Linked DNA regions of Homo sapiens: region 2 is linked to region 1. Evidence: chromatin contacts called from ENCODE Hi-C or POLR2A ChIA-PET data. All regions are on one chromosome and are shown on one strand. The core of a region is the stretch at or near the end of the contact, and the rest is flanking DNA. Distances in the headings are between cores, read along the strand shown.

Region 1 (7,435 bases), core at 2,699-5,198:
TACAGATATCAGTAAGGTTTTGTCATCTATAAAATAGGGGCAACACTAGAGATATACTTCGTATGGTCGTTGAGACAATTAAGAGATTTTTATCACGTAAAGCACTTGGAATAGTTTCTGGAACCTGGTCGGTACTATGTCGTTGTCCCTCTTCCTATCCCACATCCACATTACAGATGAAAACATGGGCTAACGGGTTTTCTGCAGGGCTCTTCTTAGTCTTTCACATTCACCTTCTGCTGGTTCATTTTTTCATTGCAGAGTGAACACTGATAAAATAAATAATGTAATTATCAGATTATAATGATGATTAACACAGCGATTCTATTTAGAAATGTCATAAAATAGTGAAACATCCTAAGATACAGAAAGATATATGATCATGTACTTCTGGCAAAGAAGGTGAACCAGATGTGGAGATGATAGTCATAGAAGGAAAGCCAGTCATGATTTTGGCAACTGGGATCACCTTACATATTTTCAGTTGGAGAAAACCTGGAGATTTATTTTTCTTTTGGTATCAATTTCTAGAAACCTGTCGTATGACTAAGAGTTTCCCAACAATAGGGAGAGAACATTATTAAAATATGCTTTTCTAGAAAGGCCCAAATGACTCTGAATAAGAAACTGAATATTATAATTTAATGAGGAAAAGAAAATGAATGGGATGTCCAGAAAATTGGGGCGGGGAGGGGGTAGTTTCCATGCATTTTCCCTCCTAGAAAGGGAGATTAATGGCCATTCTTGTAATATCTAAATGGCCAAAAGAAACAATGAAAAGAAAAATAATGAATCAGACTCTGGGGTTTAAATCCTGACTCTGCCACTTGCCAGGTGGCCTTGGGCAAATCACTTTCTTTGTAGCGCAGCTTCCTTCACTAGAAAATTGGTATGATAATGGTACCTCCCTCACAGAGATAATGTATGTAAGGTGTTTAGCCTGGAAAACAATAATTATCCCAAAGTGTTACCTCATAATTCTTTACTGTAATGTCTTATATCAACTGACATCTGAGATGTGGGACACATTACCCAAAGTTGGTAGTCTTGATCACTTTGCGGATGCTGGTCATTTGCAGTAAACCCATAGTTCTGTCTCATTTCTGGATAAGCATTGGCCTTCGAGGAAGAAGGAAATTGGTTTGCTTAAGAATTCATATTTTGCAGATGTGAACTGACTGGCTACTGACACCAAAACCAGTTCCCCCAATTAAAATAACCCTGCTAGCCTCAGCACATTTTGTTCATGAGCTCCCTCTCCCGCCATGAGGCGGCTGCCTGAAAGTACTTGACTGCCCTACCCTCCACTCCCCGGGGATTGGGACATGCTTGTGAAGAGATACTTGAGGAAGTTAAAGCAAGGTCATCTCCATTGCCTAAGCCCCACACCCTGGTAAACTGCACACTGTTTGGACCTTGAAACTTGTGAGCTGCGAATTCCTGTCATAAATGGAGTTTTCCTCCCTCCTGTGGCCCCAGTTTGTGGTGAGCCTTGTGTTGGCATGGTGGCCATGGGGACACCCCTCGTGTGTGTGTGTGTAGGCCCCCAAAAGGAGAAGTGTAGCAGCTTCCCTCAGCCTTGCCTCAGAAAGCCGGGTCCAGATGGCCAAGGAAGCACACTGCATTGAAGGAACTCTGCAGCCAGAGTGAATTTACCAGTGTGGGAAACAAAAACGTTCGGGTTCTGGTCTAAAATTCTGGGAGCAAAGGACACTGGGATTGCCTCCACCAAATGTCAACATTTTACTTCTTCCCCCACCCCCTTCTCAGAGCCTCGAGGGCAGCAAACATATGTGAGGCCAGCATTCCATTCCCTCCCACGCAGGAACATATGCTGATTCCTATCAGGATCCTCTGCTTCCCAAAGAGGCTGATGGAGATGGGGAGGGAGGAAAGCATAACCATAAATCCTCACACTCTGGGCAAGGTGATAATTGAAAGCATTCTCCACCATGACGTGCTCTCCAGTGCCAGGGCAGCAGGCAGCTGGGACAGCTAAAGCTGGGGAAGGCCTGGGCCGGGGCCCAGCTCTCCCTCTGACCAGGTGAATTTTGGTGGTCAAGTCACTTCTCTGCCTATGAAACGGGAATAAGGATTGTATCCATGTTGTGGGATCAAAGGAAGCACTTTAAGTCAAATTCATCAGATGCACTTAGGCACTCTGGAGTTTTCAAAGCACCTCAGCATTTCTGTCTTGTCTCACTTGATTCTTTTTGCTCCCCTACTTGCACTCTGTTCCTGCTGTCACTGAGGAAACACAGCAGAGTGTGAACTCTGAAAGCTGACCCTTGTTTGGTGTCTTGAAGCAATGCAGGTCAAGGAGCAAGACTGAGGAGGGGCCTTAATGAGGGTCTCTGAGTGAGGACCTGGGCCCGGTAACCAGCCCTGGCCTGTTTCATGCCCAGGCTATCAGCCGCCCCTCCTACCAAGTCTCTCTGAATTAATATTTTGGGTGTCTCCTCAGACAACAGCTCCAAGCAGATGAATTATGGCAGTTCTAAAGGGTATTTACATCTCTTCTCTCTATTCCTCTTGGGAAGCAGGGTGGGGGATTAAGTCAGTCTTAAAAACTGGCTAAAGGGCATTCTCCAGAATGATGTCTTCTGAGATTAAAAGGACACAGAGCCACATCACAAGATACTAGGTGGAGATTTTCTAATACAAATGCATGCATGATGGTACATGGACTGTCTGCGGGATCTGAGGAGTCTGTAATTGCAGGCAAAACAGCAAATGCCTAATACATGATTTTTTTTCAAATGTTAGCATATATTAGGATCATCTGAGAGAGGTTTTTGAAAATATGGACTCTTGGGCATCACCTCCAAAGATTCTGATTCATCAGGTTTGGGATGGGGCCTAGGATTCTGCATTTTACAAAGTTAACAGATGATTCTGATGTATAGAAACATATGAATGCCCTAGTAATTTCTCCAGAGATCCAATCCCATGTCTTGATTTTATATCAATGACCAAGTAATCTCTCTGGAAAGGCCAACCTACATTTTCCCACTAATTTTTTTGGGGGGGAAGGAGAGTTCAAACCTACAGAAAAGTTCCAAGAAAAGTATATTGAACTCCCCATATACCCTTTACCTGATTTTTTTTTGTGTTTTTTTTTTTTTTTGAGATGGAGTCTTACTGTGTCGCCCAGGCTGGAGTGCAGTGGCGCAATCTCGGCTCACTGCAAACTCCTCTTCCCGGGTTCACGCCATTCTCCTGCCTCAGCCTCCCGAGTAGCTGGGACTACAGGCACCCGCCACAATGCCCGGCTAATTTTTTAGTAGTTTTGGTAGAGATGGGGTTTCACCGTGTTAGCCAGGATGGCCTCCATCTCCTGACTTCATGATCCACCCGCCTTGGCCTCCCAAAGTGCCGGGATTACAGGCGTGAGCCACCAAGCCCAGCTCTTTACCTGATTTTTAACACTTTGCCTCATTTATTTTTATCTCTTGTATATTAGTTACCAATTTATTTTATAATATTGTTAACTTATTATAATTATCTTTGCTGAACCATCTGAGGGCAAGTTACAGATATCATATCCTTTCATCCCCAAATACTTCAGCATTTATCTCTTAAGAACAAGAACTTCTCTTACATAACCACAGTACAATGATCTCACCCAGGAAATTAGTATTGATACAATACTATTATATAATATACTGGCAATATTCAAACTTTGCCAGGTGTCCCAATAATGTACTCTATGGCAGTTTTTTCCAGGATGCAGTCCAGGATTAGACATGGCATTTTAGTTGAAATGTCTTTTTGCACTAATGGTTTTTAAAGCCATTGATGTTCTCCCAGAAAAATTTTTCTTCAAGAACATATTTCCTAATAAACAAATCATATTTCTTTTCTCTTCTGTTCTTACTGCTTGCAAAGAGCCAGTGATCCAAAGTGGGCCTGAAGCAACAGCAGGCTTACCCAGGCCTGATTCTTCACAAGCTAAGGCCTGGGCAAAGGACCCTCTCTCAGCCCTGGGTTTGCCTTGTGAGCTGATTTCCTGAAGGCAAACCACATGACTGCTGGTGTGTCCCCTTGCTGTTCAGTCAAGTGGGTGGCCACCTGGCTTTCTCCTTGTCCCAAAGTACTTCGTTGGATATGTAAAGCGACCAAATGTTACTTCACTGTAGTTTGAATCTTACCCAGAAAGAGTGACTGGTAAAGGACATGCCACTTTGCACCCTTCCCAGCTCTCTCCAAAGGCAGCTGGCTGAATGCACACTTCTGAGGGTGATGTTTTTTCCAGCACTCAGGGATATACCCAGTGTGAGATCAGAATCAGCAGCTGTATTCATTCTGCCTCAGCCAGTGCCATCTGAAACAAACATCAAGTGGTCAAAAAATGAGATGGTGACCATGTATAATACACAAGACTTATTAGAATTCAACTCTGGTATCCGCCTGCTGCCTCTGACTCTACAATGGGAGCAGGAAAGCAAAGCTCATACCAGGACAGCTGAAAGGTGTGGTCTGAGGATTTCATGGTGAACAGATAGAACACACTGTGGGGGAAAAAAAACATATTTTATGCAAGCATCTTTCTGGCTTGTCTTGAATGAAGCTAAATTTAAAGAGAAAGTGCCACAGATTTCTTTAAATGGTTAGGTTTTTGTTTTCTTTGTTTTATTTTGCTAGTATTTACTTAAGGGTAATATGTGTTTTCTGTAATGAGTGAATTTATTTTTAATTAAAAACTTATTTGCAAAGGTCAAGAGATTTCACTACAAGTCACCATTCAGGATTTTTTTTTTCCTTTCCTTAAGTAGAAGGTAGCAAGGGGAAAGCTGTATTGGAGAAAAGGTTCAGGGGCATGGCCTCCTGGAGAATGTTGGGAGTTGAGCTGATGGGAGGAGATTGCTTCTTTTTATTCAGACAATCTAGTTCTGTTCTTCTTATGCCTACTATTGTTTTCCTTGCCATCTTTGAGACCTTGATGATCGACACTGCAGACACAGCAGAGAATCCTAGTACAGACTGAAGCTTTTCGTATAAAGTGAGCATGCTCACTGTGATTCTGGACAGTTCCTACATAGTATCTCTGTAGGATAACATATGTCTTGGTTTTCTCAGGGCAAGCTCAGTTTATCTCTGTTATCCCAGTATAACTATTAAAATGTCCCCATTTCATTTTCAAAAATGTCCTGGTTGGATAAGAACTTAAAGTATTTTGTTAAGACTCTGGGAAACTGAAGGTATTTTCTCCCTGTCCATGAGCCAGTGGAGTTGTTGAGTGATTTGTGCTGGTGCATACCAGTCTCTAGCCTAGTGGATGGCTCACCCCCGCTTCTCCCCTACCTTGTGCTATGGAGGATCCATCCCTAACTCTTGCATTCCAGAGGTTCTGATTGCCTCACTTCTTCCTGTCTTCTGCTTCACATTTCTTACCTTTCTCAGTAACGAGTTTGCTGAGACTTGCATCAGCCTAGGTATGTTGTGCAAGTAAAGCCTCTGGACTGCATTCACTCCTTTCACCTCCAGCCAAGAGACATCAGGAATGAAATTTTCTGCTTTACTAAAGTGAAGCAGCCCATTCTTTACCAGCCAAATGCCTTCCTCGGTGGGTAAATGGTATTAGTTGAAGCAGTTATTACATAGTTTTATGCCTCAGATCCTGTATTTATAAATCTGAAAGACGACTAATAGCTTTAAAGTATTTTGAGAATCTCAAAGCTCAGAAGATTATAAATAACAAAAGATATATTTTTTCGTATCTAAAATGGTAGCACAAATACTGCGGTTGCTTACTTAATAGATAGCGTGTGGTCCCTGAGCCATTGCAGCTGATGGGTTTTTTCCAGTGCTCTATTTATAGAGCTAGGTCAGAAATATCACTTCCGTTGGAACCTGACCTATAGACCATTGTCAATTTTAGAGACCCAAGGAAGTAGAATGCACCCTAAATACAGCTGGTTCACAGATTCAGTTAGTGAACCACAAGCCCTCAAGGAAATTAATTTTGCTGGAAGATAAATGTCTGAGCCTATCCCAGTCTCTTTTCTTTGACACCTTTGTCCTGTGGTCTCACAGAGCTTGTAGGTCATCTTGAATCTTTATTCTAAAAATAACCTATTATAGGCAGTTTCCCAGCTTTAATAACTTACTCATCCTCTTCGCCTTTTGTTGCTAAAATTCTGCATTGAATGGAACAAGAACTGATGACCTGCCAAGAGAGGTAACCAAGATTCTCAGTCCCTTCCCCAGTTCAAATGGATGGTCCAATAAAGAACCATGCTCAGCAAGTGCCAGGGGCCTAGTTTTAAACAGGAGAAGCTGAATTGAATGGATGATGAATTGAATGAATGAATTGAATCCTTCTGATCCCTAGTCTCGCACTCAGACTCCCGTCTTTAAGCTTTGTTACTATGAAGTTGTGTTTGCTGGGACTTGGCCACTGGTCAGCACAGGTTTACCCATCATAAAGTCTTACTAAGTAGGGTAGACTAAGAAAATCTCTAGTCTGGAGAGAAATCTGCTATCAGCAAAAGAACCCATGCCTGTGCTCTTTTCAAGCACAAACGGGTGCTGGGTAGGGCACAGCGATTCAAAGACAGCGCATGGAGTGGTGCATTCTCAAACTTCCTGGAACAAGTGAGGTTCTCGATGAGGAACTCATTCATATCATCAAAATACCAAAGACTCAAAGTTTTTTAATAAGGCAGGAACTATTGAGGTCATTTACCCCTTCTTGTCATGGATGAGGAAACTGAGGCTCAGTGAGGTTAGGTAACTGCTCATTACCAAGGCCTACTCTGAGGTTCTTTGTTACACTACTCTCCTTCTCCCACCTGGTCTCATCAAAAGCCCAGACGGAGTCAGAAATAGAACTGCAGGGTCCTGCTTTCTAGCCAGCAGCTGGCCACAGGCTATCATGCATTACATGGAATGTGCTTCAGGACGTGAGGACAAGAGATATGAACGAGAATGCAGTTCCAGTGGTAACATACCATCTTCTTCCCTGGATTTATTTCAATCCTGAAAACATTTGTAGGTATTGTTATTCCTTTATTTTTTTAAATTTCCTCTTTCTACTCTAAATAAATGGGCTTTCATCTGCAGGGACTGGAGGGACCAAATATCCAGAATATCCAGTCCGCTAAGGCCATGAACTTTTCCTTCCCCTCTGTTCCTATTTTGGGAGTCATTGCTTTGTTTTTTTGACTTTTTTTTTTTTAACATGGAAAAGCATTCTTTTAAAGTTGACCCTTTTGCTGCAGGGCAAATGCTTTTCTGTTATGCACTAGAGATTCAGTTTGATCTCCTAGAAATGCTTAGCACAGGAGTCATAAATTGAAATGTTTTCAGAGAAGGAGCTTTCTCATTAAGAGCTTTCCAACAGGCCTCTTCTAAATACTGACACGGGTTGGTACCAGAAGCCCATCACCTTTTTGGAAATCAAGGCTACATAGCAACCTGGTTATCCTCCTCC
Region 2 (7,435 bases), core at 1,430-3,929, 410 kb after region 1:
TTTGTATTTTTAGTAGAGACAAGGTTTCACCATATTGGCCAGGCTGGTCTCAAACTCCTGACCTCAACTGATCCGCCCACCTCGGCCTCCCAAAGTGCTGGGATTACAAGCATGAGCCACCACACCCGGCCCAGAAGAACTATTGACAGATGAAATGATATGATGTGATATACAGGATATACTTCAGAATTGTACAGGAGGTAGGGCGGTGGATGGTGGCACTGATGAACAGGTTTGGCCATGAGTTGGTGATGCTGAGACTGGGTGGGTACACGGGGTTCATCATATCACTCTGTCTCCTTCTGCATATATTTGAAATTTTCCATAATAAAATGTTTTAAGTTCAGAAAAACTAAAAATGTTTTAACTCAATGATTCTTGTCTTACTAGCACTTGCAATACAGTATTTACTTCCTACAGACGTGTTCTTGGACAAGAAATGAAGCTATGGAAAAACCTGTCAGGGAGGGCTGGAGAACAGATGGACACCCCCACCCGAGGTCAGAAAAGCAACCTACACAGCCCTCCCCACACTTATGTGGGGACCAAGAGTGGGGTCCTGCCCCTCTGGGCCTCTTGGGCTGGAAGAGTACAGGCAGAAGGACTGATGTCCATTTTGACACTGCTTTTAAGCTCAGTAAAAATTACTATAAAATTGGTTTCAATATATTTTTAAAGCACAATGAACTTTTTTTTTTATTTCCTCAGCAGAAAGCCATCATAGCAGGGTAGGCAAGCTACTCAACCTTTCTAACCTTACTTTTCACAACAGGAAAATGGGGATACTTACATATCCCCCATTTCCCAGGGCATGAGGGTGAATGAGATCAGTGTGTCGAGTGCCTAGCACAGTAAGAACTGTAACAGGGTGGGTCTAATATGTGGCTTTTTTGTGGCTGTTAAGCCTCTGAGAGGACCACAGTAGAGCCACCCCATCGTGAACACTCTGAATTTGAATGCTTTTCTTAAACATTTAAATTAAATAAAAATCAAGGCACACATCCTCTGAAACCCCTTTGGGCCAGGTACCTTGCTGGGTGTCAGCCCCTTCAAGTGTCACAGAAGCCATGGCTGTGCTCAGCGCCCCCCAGCCAGAGGAGCTGCCCAGGCTCTGGAAAGAACAGGGCAGTTGGGATAGAGCCACCACAGCTCTCTCTAGTTGAAGAATTACTTGGAAAATGAAGAGTAAGGCACTGCCCACTCTGGTCCATGGCTTTGAATGTCAAAATGCACCCCCAGAAAGCAGACCTGCAGCAGACCAACCCTTCCCAAAGATGGGGTTCAGGGTCCTCTAGACAAACAGCAGACCCTGGGCGTGGCAACATCTCCCAAAAAGGAGCTGAGTCTCAGGCAAGTGGTCCCTGAAGGCCTCTATACACCACAATGTACCTTCACTGGTGCAAAGGCCCTGCCAAATGGCTGTGCAAAAGTGGCCAGGCAAGAGATACAGTTCTAAGAAGAAATCAAGGAGCCATGGCACGCAGGACTCCCAGGAGAGGCAGGTGGCCTGCACAGCCAGTTCACGCTCCAGGCTACTGTGTGGGTGGCCTCCTGCTGACAAGCTTCAGCCAGAAGCGGGTATTTGGGACTTTGGGTGACAAGACTGGAGGAGACAAGGGAACCTAAGCAGAAGGTCATCCAGACCACCGTCAGAGTGGCCACACCAAGTCTTTGGGTTCTTGCTCTAAGTCTGCCAGCCAGATGAAGGGATGGAGGATTCACATCCAGCCACATCTTGACCCTGCTGATTCTGGAGGAGAATGGATGGAGCCCTGCACTGGCTCCACCTGCTCCCTCTTCTCCCATAAGAGGAAACAAGAAAGGAGGCTGGAGAGCCCAAGACAAAACTCAAGAATGTTCTCGAAAGGTCCTTGGGCTTTGAGACCTTCACAATGCAGTCATAAGATTATCCTGAGCTTCTGAAAGCCCCCTGGCTCCAGAGAAGAGAGCAATCTCTGGCTGCTAAACCTTGAGTGCAAAGGCTAAGGGCACGCCGGGGCCAGAATGCCTGGGTTCAAATCCTAGCTCTGCTATGTATTAGCTCTGTAACATTGGGCAAAGTACTTAACCCCTGTTTCCTCCTCTGTAAAATGAGGATAACTATGGCCCTATAGGGCAGAGTCGTTGCCTAGAACAGTAGAGAACTCAAAATTAATTTAGCAAGGGGCCCTCCTCTGCCCAGTGGGATGTGCTACTATTGACCCCATGGGGTTCTGGAAGAAATCAACATGCTACTACAATGGAAGGCATTTGAAGGAAGTGGAAAGTTTTCACAGAAAGTAGCCCAGAGACATGCACAGAGTGCTGCTCTCTGTGCAGACCAGAAACCCCAAAGATTTGTGCCTCTTTCTGTCAGAATGCAGCTTTCTGGAGCCCACCGGGCTATAGAAGCTGCATGGCGTCTGGAATGGGAATGGGTTGGCCTAGTCTTCCCCTGGAGGTATGGAGAGGAAAGGTGACACTTTCAGGCTTTGTGCAGGACAAGCAGAGAATATCACTCAAATCCAAGCTGGCTGCCCTGTGGGGGACACAGGCCCATGCCGGCAGGCCTGGGGAGAGCCACCGCTTGCTGAGGTTAGGCCAGCACCAGTGGGTGTGAGGAACCCACCTCCAGTCTCAAGAGCAGGGTTGGGCTTCCCTGGATGGGGAGGAAAGGGTTAAGCCGGCTTGGGCTCTGGAGGGAAAGCACTCGGCAGCTATAAACAGAGAGCCTAGGGAGGGAGGGGGCTGACAGGATGTGGCCAGGGCTCGAGCTGTCTGATTATTAACTTCACTTTTATTTGGAGGGGGATTTGATTCTCTGTTTTACTTCCCATCAAGGAAGTGAAAGCCCAGGTCTCAGAGGGGCCTGGTTTCAAATTGTTTTGTCACAGCTCATTTATTTTTCCTTTTAAATAAATAAACAAAACCACCTCTTTGTTTTCCCCTTAATGAGCATTCAGCAAATCATCTGTGGGTGAGGCATGAACGGGGTTTTCTGGAGTCCTTCATGGGAGAACATTTGGCTTATTATTTTAAAAGGAAAAAGCAAGGATGTCTCCTTTAGCTCCCAGTCTTCTCCAAGGCTGTGAAGGCACTTTCTCTTTTGCCTCCTCTGAAATACCGACCTAGACCAGCGAGGAGTCTGAAATCACAGCCTCAAGCTCGGCCAAGGCCCCAGGAGCTTCCTTGGTTGGACCTTGGGGCTGGACCCGCAGCCTGCCATTCCATCTGACAGGCCCTGACCCTGAGGCCACGCAGAGGAAGCACCCAGCACGGGCTCAGTGGTTTGTCTTCTTGCTTGGGCTCAGACCCATGGCTTTTGTTCCTCTGACACCCTGACATTTCTACTAAAATAACAAAGCAATTAAACACACAAAAGGATTCCATGACAGCCTTAAAAAACACCATTACATGTTCCTTTACCCAAGGTTGAAAACATTTGGGAACTTGATTTCCAACATCAAAATCCAGATCAAAACCCATTCAACAATCCCATGATCCCCTTGCAACAACCCTTTCCTGGCCAGTATCACAGGGTGCCGACCCTCACAGGGTCTCACAATTCAACAATTCAGTGAGAGAGGATGCAGCAACAAAGACTGTAACGAAAAAACAAGAGAGTCTAGGGTCTCACATCAACAATTCAGTGAAAGAGGATGCAGCAACAAAGACTGTAAGGGAAAAACAGGAGAGTCTACAGCTGAAGCTACTGCTACTCAAGGTGGGCAGAGAACGGAAGAGACGGATTCTGTTGGAAACTAAGAGGGGAAATCCAGGAAGGCTTCCTGGTGGAGCTGATCTTTAAGCTGAACCTTGAAGGACTGGTAAGATGAACGGATGTTCTGGAACCTGAGAAACACCCAAGTACCAGAGAGACAGCATCCATGTGTGAACTACTCTAGACAGAGGCAACAGGCGTGGTGGGGCCTGGGGCTCCTCAGAATGGCACCTCAAGTCCCCATGGTGGTCAGGGACTGGAATGCATCGGCCGCCTGCAGCCAGCTCCGCGGGGCCAGTCCCTGACCTCTGGCTCGGAGATTGGTGTGCCCGGTGAAGGAGTTGCCCAAGCATCTTAGGCAACCAGATACTACGCCTGGCCTTGGACCCTGCCACTTGCCTGCCCCACAAAAACCTGCTGACCGCTGTGACCTACTTTAACGCCCTCTGACTTCCCGCTCTTTGAATATGGGGCAAAAAGAAGAAGGGCGACTGGCACCATCCAATTCACTTGAGGCTCGGAGGCTCAGGCCTGCCTTCCTGGCGGCTACTGGGGTGGCGTTTCCCAGCACCCCCGGGAAGCTACCAAGGTCCAGGGCTCTCCTGGGCTTCTGCGACGCCCACGCACTCCTGCGGCCGAGCTTCGCGGTCGGGCTCTCCCGTCGCCACCCCGGCGTCTGCTCAGCCGCGAGCGAGAACCAAGCCGGGCCGGGCGCGGGGCCCGGGCGAGGCCGCCAAGATGGCCGACGCGCTCGGCAGCGCGCGGATCACGCGGGAAGGCTGCCCTTGGCCTCCCGGGAAACAGCCAAGGTTCCGCCGCCCTCCTTGGCGCTCTGCCCCGGCCGGCCTGCCGGGATCTCCTCCCCGGCGCGGTCTGCGGCTCCCGGGGCCTCGCAAACCTTCCAGGCCCGAGGCCATCCAGACGTGCACACCAGGCCCGGCCCGCGAGGGGAGACACAGGGGCCGGGGCTGCGGCGGCTGAGCTCCCTGGGCGGCTCGGAACGCAAGGGGCCGGCGAGCCGACGCTGCTGCAGGAGGCTGCGGCGTGGGGCGAGGTTCTCGCTACGGCTTCGTTCCCGTCCTCCCGCGGCCGCTCTCCCCCGGAAGCCCTCGGAGGCAGCACGATGGACGTGGCCACACTGCCCTCCAGTGGCCAGCTCGCCGAACAACACGTCTGGGCCCCTTTTGGGGGTCTGGGTGACGTGTCCACCCTCTCTCTGCCCTTTGCTACATTTGAAGGTGGGGTTTGCTCATCCATGGTTCCTCTTACAGGTCACCAAAGCTGCCACAGTGCACACTCACCCAACAGCAGGGGATTTGCCGCCTTCGGTGGTTCTCAAACTTCAGTGTGCACAGGAATCCCCCCTTGGACAGTTCTTTCAAACCCGGATTGCTGGGTCCCCCAACCAAGTCAGAGAATTTGCATTTCTAACAAATCCTCAGGCGATGCTGAGCTGCTGGTCCGCTGGTCCTGGAGCCACACTTAGAGAACCACTGGCTCGGCTCACTCTTTCTCTCACGGGGTTTCTGTCATCTACTCATTTAATACAGAATATGTCCTGCTAGCCCCGGAGGACGAGTGGACGGAACAACTTTCTCACCCCTCGCGGAGCTTAGTCTAACGGAGGAGACAGACTTGTTTCAACAAATCACCTAGAAAGAAATATAAGATTCCATTTGAAAAGACTTTCAAATTCCTATGAAGGAAAAGAATCAGGTGCTCAGAGAACATATATAAATGGGGCACTCATTTAGATTTGGGATGGGAAGGTTCTTGAGGAAGACCTCTCTGAGGAAACCCTTAAGCTGAGGCCAGGAGGAGGGATGAGGTCCTGAGGGGAATGGGGAGGGGACTGGAACTGGCAGGAGGAGCAGGTAAGATGCAGACCCTGTCTGTAGAAGCAGAGACTGGTAGGGGGCCAGGCAGGGGGTCACAGCCTCCTAGGCCCATGCCTCTGGTACCCACAGAGCTGCCTCCTCAGAAGGGCAGCATCCAGGGGAGAAGAGGGCCTGCCTGCATGCTCAGATCTTAGCTACCCCCGTCAGTGCCAAGAAGAATGCTCCACCTTGAGGAACCCCAGCCAGGTGCCCACAGCCCACAAACTTCTCTTTGCCTGAGCAGATTTATGTAGGTACCTTCTGTAAGGCCTGAAGGGCAGTCACATCTGATGGAACCAGGTCTGCTGAGTAATGATGAACAGACATGATGTTACCATCTACCCATCAATGCCCTCAGTGTGCCATCTCCTCCCTCCTGCAGTCCAGGATCCAGCTGTTTCTCCAATGAGCATTTTTAAGCACCTACTATGTGCTCTGCACTAGGATCACTGCAATGCTCTGTGGGGCATGGCACAAAGAGGCCAGCCTGCCCTAGGAGGCGCCAAGCACCCTGGAGGGCAGGTAGGTGGAGTACACCCTCCCCGCCCCAGTCTCAGCTCCAGCCTGCTGTGTGCACCCCCACCCCACCCAAACATCCCTGGGGTCACTCATTGCAGGTGGGCCAGGCTGACAAATGGCAGCCAGGAATTCTAGTGTTCTAATGATTCTTACTTTGTATCAATGCCAGCTTGATGGCAGGGGCCAGGATGACCACCAACCACTGCCACTTTATCCCTTGTGCTGACAAGGAGGTATCATCCCATTAATCCTGTTACCTTGCTCAGTCCCTTCTGTCCCGTTTTCACATCTGAAAAATGTGGGGTGCGGATGAGTTGTGTTAGATGATCTCCAAGGGTTTCTGATCCATGCCTAGCCCACCAGTGCACTGTTGGAGAGATGGACGAGAACAGCCCTGCCCAATGACCCCATGACCCTAGCATTATGCAAAGCAAGGCCTTTGTCGTTAACAGACTCCAGGTTAGGGGAAGGGAGCGGGGAGCAGCTGAAAAACTATGTGCAGCTTTAGAATCAATCAAATCAATCCAACTCTATTCCTGACTCTGTGATAGCCAGTAAGTGGTTTAACTTCTCTGAGCCTGTTTCCTCATCTGAGAAATGGGAATAGCATGGTACCTACCTCACTGGGCTGTTCTGAAGATTACTGATAATAGCTACCACTTAGCAAGTGCTTGATCCGTGCCAGGCAGCACACTAGAGGCTTCCCATCCACTCCATGAGGTCATGTGCAGAAGTACTGGTCCCATGCCAGCAAGGAGTAGGGCTCCATCACAGTTGTTAACGCATGACACCCCTACTGCTCTGCACACATATATTTATGTAGTCCTACGGCCCTACTGCTCTGCACACATATATTTATGTAGTCCTACGGCCCTACTGCTCTGCACACATATATTTATGTAGTCCTACGGCCCTACTGCTCTGCACACATATATTTATGTAGTCCTACGGCCCTACTGCTCTGCACACATATATTTATGTAGTCCTACGGCCCTACTGCTCTGCACACATATTTAACAGGCGAAGGGGCTTAGCAAGCTCTTGGCACATAATAAGCACTCAATAAACGGTGGGCTTCATCATTAGCCAGAGAGAAGGGACTCTGTGAGGAGGTCCTACAGAAGGAGAAATATGGAGAAGTGGGTGACCCAAGATGATGGCTCACACACCTCTCCCAGGAGGGCCAGCCCCATGCCTAGCTAGGCAGTTCCCTGGCTAGGACGTCAGCTCTTACTCACTCTTTCCAGAGAGCAGCTAATTAGCCTCCCAGCAGCCAGGAGCTCTCCAGATGAAAGGTGCTTAATACAAGCTCAAGGCGTAACTCCCATATGTATAACTA

Evidence for each region. Hi-C counts contacts between places; a loop is a spot of excess contacts on that map. ChIA-PET counts read pairs that join two places held with the same protein, here RNA polymerase II (POLR2A). Pooled maps may share reads with other maps.
Region 2: a loop to region 1 is called in a map of B cell, with 6 times the contacts of the local background. The contact joins two enhancer-like sites. A Hi-C loop is called at or near these places in 9 of 168 maps with a recorded cell type or tissue (B cell, GM12878, Right ventricle myocardium superior and 5 more), 36 of 37 single-sample maps with no recorded cell type and 21 of 50 pooled maps. POLR2A ChIA-PET finds 5 or more read pairs at or near these places in 6 of 52 experiments (CD4-positive, alpha-beta memory T cell, CD8-positive, alpha-beta T cell, GM12878 and 3 more).

The regions. Positions count from the first base shown.
Region 1 is chr14:68,396,148-68,403,582 of GRCh38, forward strand. The region is part of intron 8 of RAD51B (RAD51 paralog B); the gene reads left to right. It overlaps LOC101927971 (a long non-coding RNA gene), which reads right to left. Exons shown (of 4, transcript XR_245776.5): 2 at 4,152-4,324; 3 at 1,033-1,119; 4 at 1-269. Among named protein-coding and RNA genes, the nearest start is that of RAD51B-AS1, 290 kb to the right of the region's middle. RefSeq lists an enhancer at 1,016-1,742. Within about 2 kb of position 3,949, at least 2 of the 41 ENCODE cell types and tissues checked have a DNase peak (open chromatin) inside an H3K27ac peak, as active enhancers do; they include B cell, where a contact is called at or near this core.
Region 2 is chr14:68,812,017-68,819,451 of GRCh38, forward strand. No RefSeq gene overlaps it. Among named protein-coding and RNA genes, the nearest start is that of ZFP36L1, 23 kb to the left of the region's middle. RefSeq lists enhancers at 3,007-3,126, 3,732-3,951, 4,032-4,261, 4,278-5,017, 4,892-4,941 and 1 more and a silencer at 4,402-4,791. Within about 2 kb of position 2,680, at least 29 of the 41 ENCODE cell types and tissues checked have a DNase peak (open chromatin) inside an H3K27ac peak, as active enhancers do; they include B cell, where a contact is called at or near this core.